Linked DNA regions of Homo sapiens: region 2 is linked to region 1. A link is an interaction called in ENCODE POLR2A ChIA-PET data of the cell type or tissue named here. Cell type or tissue: GM12878. All regions are shown on one strand. Links, peaks and the distances in the headings refer to the core of each region. The heading gives the core; the rest is flanking DNA. Region 1 overlaps CASC20 (cancer susceptibility 20). Region 2 has its middle 150 kb from the start of CASC20.

Evidence for each region. ChIA-PET counts read pairs that join two places held together with the same protein. Peaks named below come from ENCODE experiments on the same cell type or tissue, not always from the same donor. Only the 100,000 strongest peaks of a DNase experiment are listed, where the experiment ranks them.
Region 2: POLR2A ChIA-PET joins it to region 1 with 5 read pairs; 2 of 35 experiments call an interaction of 5 or more read pairs at or near these places.

What each region holds. Positions count from the first base shown.
Region 1 is chr20:6,512,625-6,517,031 of GRCh38, reverse strand. All of the region lies in intron 3 of CASC20 (cancer susceptibility 20), which reads right to left. Among named protein-coding and RNA genes, the nearest start is that of CASC20, 88 kb to the right of the region's middle. In GM12878, for the core only: no CTCF peak of the experiment used is centred there; no DNase peak of the experiment used is centred there.
Region 2 is chr20:6,574,352-6,578,758 of GRCh38, reverse strand. No RefSeq gene overlaps it. Among named protein-coding and RNA genes, the nearest start is that of CASC20, 150 kb to the right of the region's middle. In GM12878, for the core only: no CTCF peak of the experiment used is centred there; a DNase peak (open chromatin) is centred at 2,598.

The DNA of each region.
Region 1 (4,407 bases), core at 131-4,130:
AGCATTATTCTTAATTTTATTTTTAATATACATAAAGCAACTGAGGGTCAGAGGCAATAAATAATTTTTCCAAGGTCACACAGCTAGCTAGGAACAGGACTGGAATTTGATTCCACAGTTATGCTCACTATCATGAGGAGAACCATTGGTTCTTGTCAATAAAGACTTAGTATGAAGTCCATTCACAGCATTTTAGGATTTCTTTTGAAAAATGGTGAGCTATTCGAAGTTGACCACATTTGAGTGCACCCAACAATAATTAACAATACTTGACTTAGGATGGGGTTATGTCCCAATGAGCCCATTGTAAGTCAAAAATATCATAAATTGAAAATGTATTTAATGCCCCATAAAACCATCATAAAGTCAAAAAATTATAAGTCAAGCCATTATAAGTCAGAGACCATCTGTATTCAAAAGACTTTTAGATGTAAATTGAGTGCTGTGACATTTAAGGCACTGCTCTAGACACTGAGCTAAGAGCCCTGGGCTATACTGTCTGGACTTTAGAACTTAAAGAGACATGAAAATCCAAACATCACATTTGTATACTAGAATATTAAACAACCCCGGGGACTAAATGTCTGGCTTGTAGTCACAAAGCCAGTTTGTTGTAGAATTGAAGCTAGAATTCAGACTCCTTGAAATCTAGAACAGTGCCCCTCCCATGTACAATTCGAGAAGCACAAGACAAGTCTTAGCCCTGAAGGAACTTGTAGTTTAACTGGGGAGACAGATGCAAAACTATTAGATATTTTTTTACAAATGTGACAAAATTTAAACTTCAACAAAGATGATAAGGCAAGTTGCTGTAAGAGTACATTATGGCCAAATAGGGTTATAATTCGGAAGAGTGAGAACTTAATGTAGGCTAGAGAGTCATCCTCAAGGGGAGTTATACTTAGCCATCTGAAAGGAGTTTATAGAAGATACATGGAGAATTATTTAAGTGGTAGAAATTATGTATTAATAAGTATAACTACCAAAACTATCACACCAGAAAGACAAAGATTACATGGAGAGCCAAGTAGGACTTCTATGATCCTCCTATCCTTGATAATAGCATGCATCACTCTAATTTACTTGTGTTTCTGTAAGTTTTTTCCACCAGTGAACTCTTATTATAGTACCTGATACATATTAGGAGTTCTAAAATACCTCAGATGAATAAACAAATGAATAGAAGCTTTGATTAGAATTGTGGATTAGATAACACCAGAAAAAAAAAAAGAGTACTTTCGGGATTAAAAAAAAAAAAACAACATAAAGGACTTCACTCACTCTCTGTTCATATCCAAAGTTATCAACAATCCCAAAAAAAGCATAGATAGAGCCTACTATCAGCATAGTACTAATAACAGCCAGCTTATCAGCCCACTGACATCATCTAGCAATGGTAAATTACTTCAGATTGTGGAAGGCATTCACCAGCTAAAAGTTCCTTTCCAATTCGAGGTAGAGAAGAGGTGTTTAAGGGAAAAGAAAGAGGAAGGAGATGGAGGATTACATTAATGAGGGATTTTTCAAACATCCATACACACTTTGTGATAAAATGCTTCTAAGCTGGGGTCATTTCCTGTACAGACAATGTAGCTTTTCTTAGACCCATACTGGGTCTAAAAATTACTGCCTGGCTGAATATCTAAGCTAATCAAGACTATGTTCCCTCAGCAGGTGAGGGATAAACTGAACACCATTTAATCAGGCATAATGGAAGGCTGAGTCTATAAAGTAGTGCATGATTAACCATTTGGAGGAGTCCTGCCAAGTCCACAGTACTAGTAGTGGAGCTCTTCTTTCATACATTTTGCAAATGTAATTCATTAGTAGGTACTTAACGCTAACCTATGCTGAAAAGAAAGCCTTGGTGCTGAGCTATACTGAAAAGTTGATGAAGTATAGTACAGCTTTGTATTAAATAATTAGTATTATCTTACATGGGAAGACCAAAATAATCACCCTCCTTTAACAGACATATGGGGTTAAAATTATTCAGCTCACATCTTTTGTTTTGAGAAATCTTCATGTTATGCTAGCTAAAGTGGGGATGGGACAGACAGCCCTCTGAGATTTTTGGTTGAATACATATTGAGATAAGCATCATGTAGTTGTTTTACCTGTGTGGGGACACTTATTCAGATTGGGCCCAGAAAAAGTCTCTAAGTTCATGCACTGCTTACCTCTTTTACAGCAGTAACATACAGCCTTGTCCAAAGCATTTCTCAATGAATGCCCATCAGCAGCCCAGAGAACCAGGTGCGGTGGGGGGAATGTTAATGTTGATTGTTAGTGTTGAACAGGACAAGACAATCAAAAAGTGGGGAATGGACCAATCAGAGGCAGTGGGAATAATTGTCTATAAAAATAACTGTGTGCTTTTTCTCAGAATTTATATACTCAAAATGGATGAAGTAAGACCAAGTGGTGGTCCCTAAATCCGGCAAAATCCAGCAATGCACTGGAAGCTTGGGAGTATTTACTGGAAACTTCTAAATTATATATATTCAAGGTATACAATATGTTGTCTTGATATACATACACTTAGTTAAATGCTTATCACAGTTAAGCAAATTAACTTATTCATCACTTTCCATAGTTGTCTTTTTGTGTTTGATAAGGACACCTAAAATCTACTTTTCTAGCACACTTCAGCATACAATAAAATATTATTATTATAACTATAGTCCCCAAGCTGTACATTAGATCGCTTAGACTTTTTCATCTCACATAACTGTAAGTTTATATGATTTGATCTACTTCTCATTTCCTTTCTCTCCCTACCCCGGTAACCACCATTTTACTCTGTTTCTATATGTTTGACTTTTTCTGAGATTCCAGATATAATTGAAATAATGCACTATTTTTCTTTATAAGTCTGGCTTATTCCACTTAGCATAATCCCCTCCAGATTCATCCATGTTGCTGCAAATGGTAGCATCTACTTATTTTGGAATGAATATCTATATGCATGTGTATACATACCACATCATTGATAGACACTTAGGTTGATTCCGTGTCTTGGCTACGTGAATAATGCTGCAACGAACATGGGAGTGCAGGTATCTGTGTGAGATGCTGATGTCATTTCCTCTGGGTACATACCCAGCAGAAGGATCGCTGGGCCATACGGTAGTTGTAACTTTAATTTATTGAGGAACTTCCACACTCTTTTCCATAATGACTGTACCAATTTACATTCCCACCAACAGTGTACAAGTGTTCCCTTTAACCCACAGCCTTGCCAGCACTTGTTATCTTTTGCATTTTTGATAATGGCCATTCTAACAGCTGTGAGGTAACGTCTCATAGTGGTTTTGATTTGCATTTCCTAGAAGATTAATGATGTCGAATATTTTTTCATGTACTTGCTGGTCACTTGTGTTCTCCTTTTGAGAAACGTCTATTCAGATTCTTTGCCTATTTATTAAATCAGGTTTGTTTCTTTTTTCTACTGAGTTGTGTGAGTTCTTTACGTATTTTGGATATAATTCCTTATCAGATAGATGGTTTGAAAATATTTTCTCCCAATCTGTAGGGTGTCTTTTTATTTTATTAATTATTTCTTTTGCTATGCAGAAGATTTTTAGTTTGATGTAGTCCCACATGTTTATTTTTGCTTTTGTTGCCTGAGCTTTTGGTGTCATATCTGAAAAATTATCACCAAGGCCAATATCAAGGAGTTTTTCTCCTATGTTTTCTTATAAAATTTTACATTTCCAGATCTTACGTTTAGGTCATTAATCCATTTTGAATTGACTTTTGTCTTTTGTGTGTGTTATAAGATAAAGATCCAGTTTCATTCCTTTACATGTGTATATCCAGTTTCCCCAGCACCATTTATTGAAGAGACTCTCCTTTCCCCATTATATATTCTTGGCAGCTTTGTCAAAAATCAATTGATCATAAATGTTCAGGTTTATTTCTGGGCTCTTCATTCTGTTTCATTGGTCTATGTATCCTTTTTTTTTAGATGGAGTTTTGCTCTTGCTGCCCAGGCTGGAGTACAATGGCACAATCTCGGCTCACTGCAACCTCTACCTCCTGGGTTCAAGCGATTCTCCTGCCTCAGCCTCCCAAGTAGCTGAGATTACAGGCAGCTGCCACTATGCCCAGCTAACTTTTTGTATTTTGAGTAGAGATGGGGTTTCAGCAAGTTGGCCAGGCTGGTCTTGAACTCCTGGCCTCAAGTGATCCACCCACCTCGGCCTCCCAAAGTGCTGGGATTACAAGCGTGAGCCACCACACCTGGCCTTACATATCTATTCTTATGCCAGTACCATACTGTTTTAATTAATATAGTTTTGCAATATGATTAGAAAACAGGAAGGCTGGGTGCAGTGGCTCATGCCTGTAATCCCAGCACTTTGGAAGGCTGAGGTGGGAGAATCTCTTGAGGCTAGGAGTTCA
Region 2 (4,407 bases), core at 205-4,204, 62 kb before region 1:
CATTCTCATAAAGAATGGTACATTAACCATAAAAAAAAAAAGAAAGGCCCTTGTCAATTATCTTAGATACCCAGCCTTTATTCTTAGCCATTAGGCCACCCCCACCCACTGCCTGCCACCATCAGTGCTTTAGATGAACTCTCCTATTTAATCCTCACTAAATCCTATGAGTTAGATGCTCTTTTAACGATCAACTCCAATGCAAGGATGAGGAAAATGTGACTTGGGTTAAAGAGCTTTCCAAAGCCACACAGCAATTCATAGGCCTGTCTACCCACTAATCTAAGATTCTCTATGATCACATTCTCCTGCCTCCAGTTACTTTCAGATAATCCAGGGTGTCTCCATAGGATGGCATAGACACACCTGATGGATGGACTCCAAAGACGTCAGAGAAACAAGAAAACAAAAATTCCTCTTAGTATATTTTTCTAAAGTAAGAGTGCTTGTTAAACTGTAACATATGTAAGGAAAAGTGTCCAAATCACAAGTATTCAACTAACTGAATTTCCACAAACGGAACACACAGTGCAGGGTTCAGCAACAGGAACATAAGCAGAACTCAGTAGGCCCTCACCCTCTCCTTACCATTTTTACCATAAAGATCAAACGTTACTATTATCTTGACTTCTAATACCATGGATTATCACTGTATGATTTTGAAATTGTGTAAATGAGATATGTCATGTTATATTCATCAGATTCATCCATGTTGTTGCATGTAGCTGTATTTAATTCATTCTCAGTATCTCATGCATGAATACAGTACAATTTATTCATCCTCTCTGTTGTTCAAGGATGTTTGGGTAGTTTTCAGTTTGAGGCTATTGCAAATAGAAAATTTCTTACCCATGCCTTTTGGTGTACTTATGTATGCATTTCTGTTAGAGATATATATGTGGAGATATGGATATATATATAGATAGATATCCATGCATGCATTTCTGTTGGATATGTGTGTGTGTCTGTGCATTCTCTTGGATATTTATGTGTATTTGTGTATATATATGTATATATGAGTGGAATTTCTGGGCAATATGGTGTGTTCAACTTCAGGGGAAACTTGGATTCAAAAGTCAGGCTTCTCTCAATGAGCTCCCCTCCTTTCCAGGATCTGACTGCTTAGACAGCTTTCTGAGGCATTCAAACACGTGGTGTCTGAATTTTGTTCAGTTTCTAGTTTTTCTCAGCAGGAGGATTTGTCTACTCTAAGTTACAAGTATGCAAAAGCATACTCTTAATGCATTTTAATAATTTACTTACATGCACTTATTTAATCACACATCCTATTTAATGATGTTGAAATAACTATATAGACTATGTAGTTATTATGTAGTATAGACTATAGACAAAAACATCTAAATACAATTGATGTTGCAGTTATTGTGCTGCCAACCTCTTTCCTGACTCTGGTTTGTTTCATTGGGTTTGTATTTTCCACTGCCTTTGGAAGCTGTTTATAGTCTGTCCATTAATTTCAGATTTAGAAACAGATGCATGTTGAAGTATAGATGTTAAGTACCCAATTAGCACCTTTCCATCATTCCTTTGAATCATTAAATGTCCTGAAATCACGCCTCTCTTGCCCTCTGGCCTTTCAAGATTTCTTTTCTCTTGCTACTCTTTCCTGTGGTTTAGGTCTCATTTTTAGTTTGCTTTTGTGCATCAGAATTCCTTGGGGTAGGGGATAGAAGAGCTGTCAAAACACAGATTGCTGGGCCCTACCTTCAGAATTTCCAATTCAGCAGGGCTGGATGAAGCCCAATAATTTGCATTTCGAACAAGTTCCTAGGAGATTCTGATGCTGTTGAGCCAGAAACCACATTTTGAGATAGGCTCTTTAGAGCAATCTCTATTTTTCTCTAGTAATTTTGAAATGTCTTTTCAAAAGAAAGCATTGTGTCTACTCCAGCTGTTTCTAATTTCCTCATGCTGGATTGCGCCCATCAACCGGAGAGTGATAAAACATAGGATTTTAAAAGGGCTGGACCCATGTTCCTCCTGCATCAATTTTAAGAAAACAAAGCAATGGTATAAATAGTTAAACAGGTCCTTCCCCAATAACCAGGAATCAAAAGCTCCTTTTCAACTGAGTTATATTTAAAGGAGCTTTCTTTAAATTTTGGACATATTTGGGAGGAGGGGAATTAAACGGAAGGTTCCTGTACCACTCAAATCTCCCCCTTCCATCATTTAAAAAAATGTCATTTATGACTGCAGGCCTGTGAAGCCAACTTTATTTATAATTCTCAGTAGCCCTCAGGTTCTGGGGCAATCTAAAGACACAAGCCTTTCTTTGTTTTTACATGAAATATCTGTTGAATACACATTTTATGCATATTTGTCCAAATTTAGTCAAAACAACACAAACTCTCAGCTATCAGGAAGTGTATTCTGATGTACAGTAGGTAAAACAAACACGAGGTTGAATTCACACAATGGTATTCATGGCATTTTGTCAACTTTTAAACCTTTACAGTATGTGGTGTACAATAGCAGCCTGAAGTTGCAATGTGCTCCTCTGTAATCAAAGCCCATCTATCCGCAGAAGAGAAGGGTGCAAGGGACTTTTCCCTCGCGTCTGAGATGAAACAGACAGGACTGTTTCTCTGTCTCACTATGCATACTCGGGGCATGACAGTTTCCATGTAAGGGAAAACTGCTGCTTTTAACAGAAGATAAATTAAGCCCTGGGGTTAGAGTGAAACCTTTAAGGTCAGAATTCAGATGATAAGAGCAAATGGAGGTTTCCCCAGCTGTGTCAGAGAGCTAAGCAAGAGGTGAGGTTTATCGGCCTTCCTGCAATGGTGCTAATGAGTGATAAGGAGCTCTAATTTGAAGACGCCCTGGAGCTGTTAAAGTGTGCGTGAAATGCACACAATTCATCAGCAGAGCAATAATCTTCCCCTTACACAAATGGAAAAGCCATTTTTGTGTGCTTGGATTTCTGATCAAAGCCTAGGGGGAAAAGGGGAAAGAGAAACTAAATTTTAGAACACTTCGTATGTGCCAGGAAATATTCTCACCCTTTACCAAGGGTCAGTCAGCTGACAAAATCCTCATTATAACTTCCCAAATATGGTACCATGTTTACAGATGAGGAAACTGAGGCACATAGAAGTTAAATGACACATTCTGTGCCTCAGTTTCCTCATCTGTAGACAAAGCTGATAAATTAAGGAATAGATGTTTAAATCCACACCTGCCTGATTTCCATTCTATTATTTCCCTACTAGCATTGTTCATTCTTCAACATATAATATATAGGACACCCAACTGGCAATTTTTTTCAGGAAATACATATCAGAATGCCGATAAGCATTTTAGGTTGAAAAAGACCTGAGGTGATTCTAACCCATCTCCCCAACCTAAGGCATGCCCTGTGGCTTTACTCTACCCTGGATCAATTGAAAATCATTGGATACATGACAGTGGTGCTTTAGTGAAAAACCATTCGAGTGGGAACTTGGAAGTTTGGATCAGCTCTGCTACTGATAACTGCGTCATTTCAGGCAAATGACTGAAAATGCAACACTTGTTTAATCAATATTTAATTGTTGCACAAAGATTTAGTAGTAACACTTCCCATGTTGCAGGCACTATGCCAGCTGGTGTAGATAGAAGCTTGTATAAGCCAGATTCTTGGCTTGCAAGTTGTCCATGGTCTAGTGAGGAAGCCAGACATATAAACATCTTTGACATTCCCATAATGCAGTATGATAGCATGGATTCCTTCCTATAAGGGATTACGAGAACATGGTTCCAAAAGCTCTTGCTTCTGCCTCAATGGGCAGAGAAGTCAGGGAAACCTCAACAAGAAAGGAGAGAATGGAAGGAGTTTGCCAGGCTGATATGGTGAAGCGCAGAAGGGAGGTTCCATGTTAAGGGAATGGCATATGCAGACATGAGGTCATGTTCATGAAGCTGAATGCCATTTGCTAGAGTTGAATCATTAAGGACATGGCATGTCGTGCTACAGAGTTTGAACTTTATCTTGTAAGTGATGGTGAGACAGGGAAATTTTGTAGAGCCATGAGGTGGTTAAATTTATGTTTTAGGAAAAGCCCTGAGTAGTGTGACAAATGAATTGGAATGAGATGAGACTAGAGGCAAGGAAACCAATCCGGAAGCTGTTACAAAGATTCAGATAAGAGGTGATGTTGGCTTAATCTAGAAAAGGTGTGTGTGTGTGAGGTTCTGGTTTAAGAAAGTGCTGGTGCACTCAAAAGGTGCTGGTTCAGGAGACATTCTTAAAGTAGAATGACCATGCACGTTTCAGCAGTCAACATAATTTGAGAGAGATGGTAGAACAAACTGTGAGGACGTGGTTATGCCTGTTTTGTTCACTATTATGTATGCTACTCTTCACATAGTGTGAGCCACATAATAGTTGCTGCACGAAATATG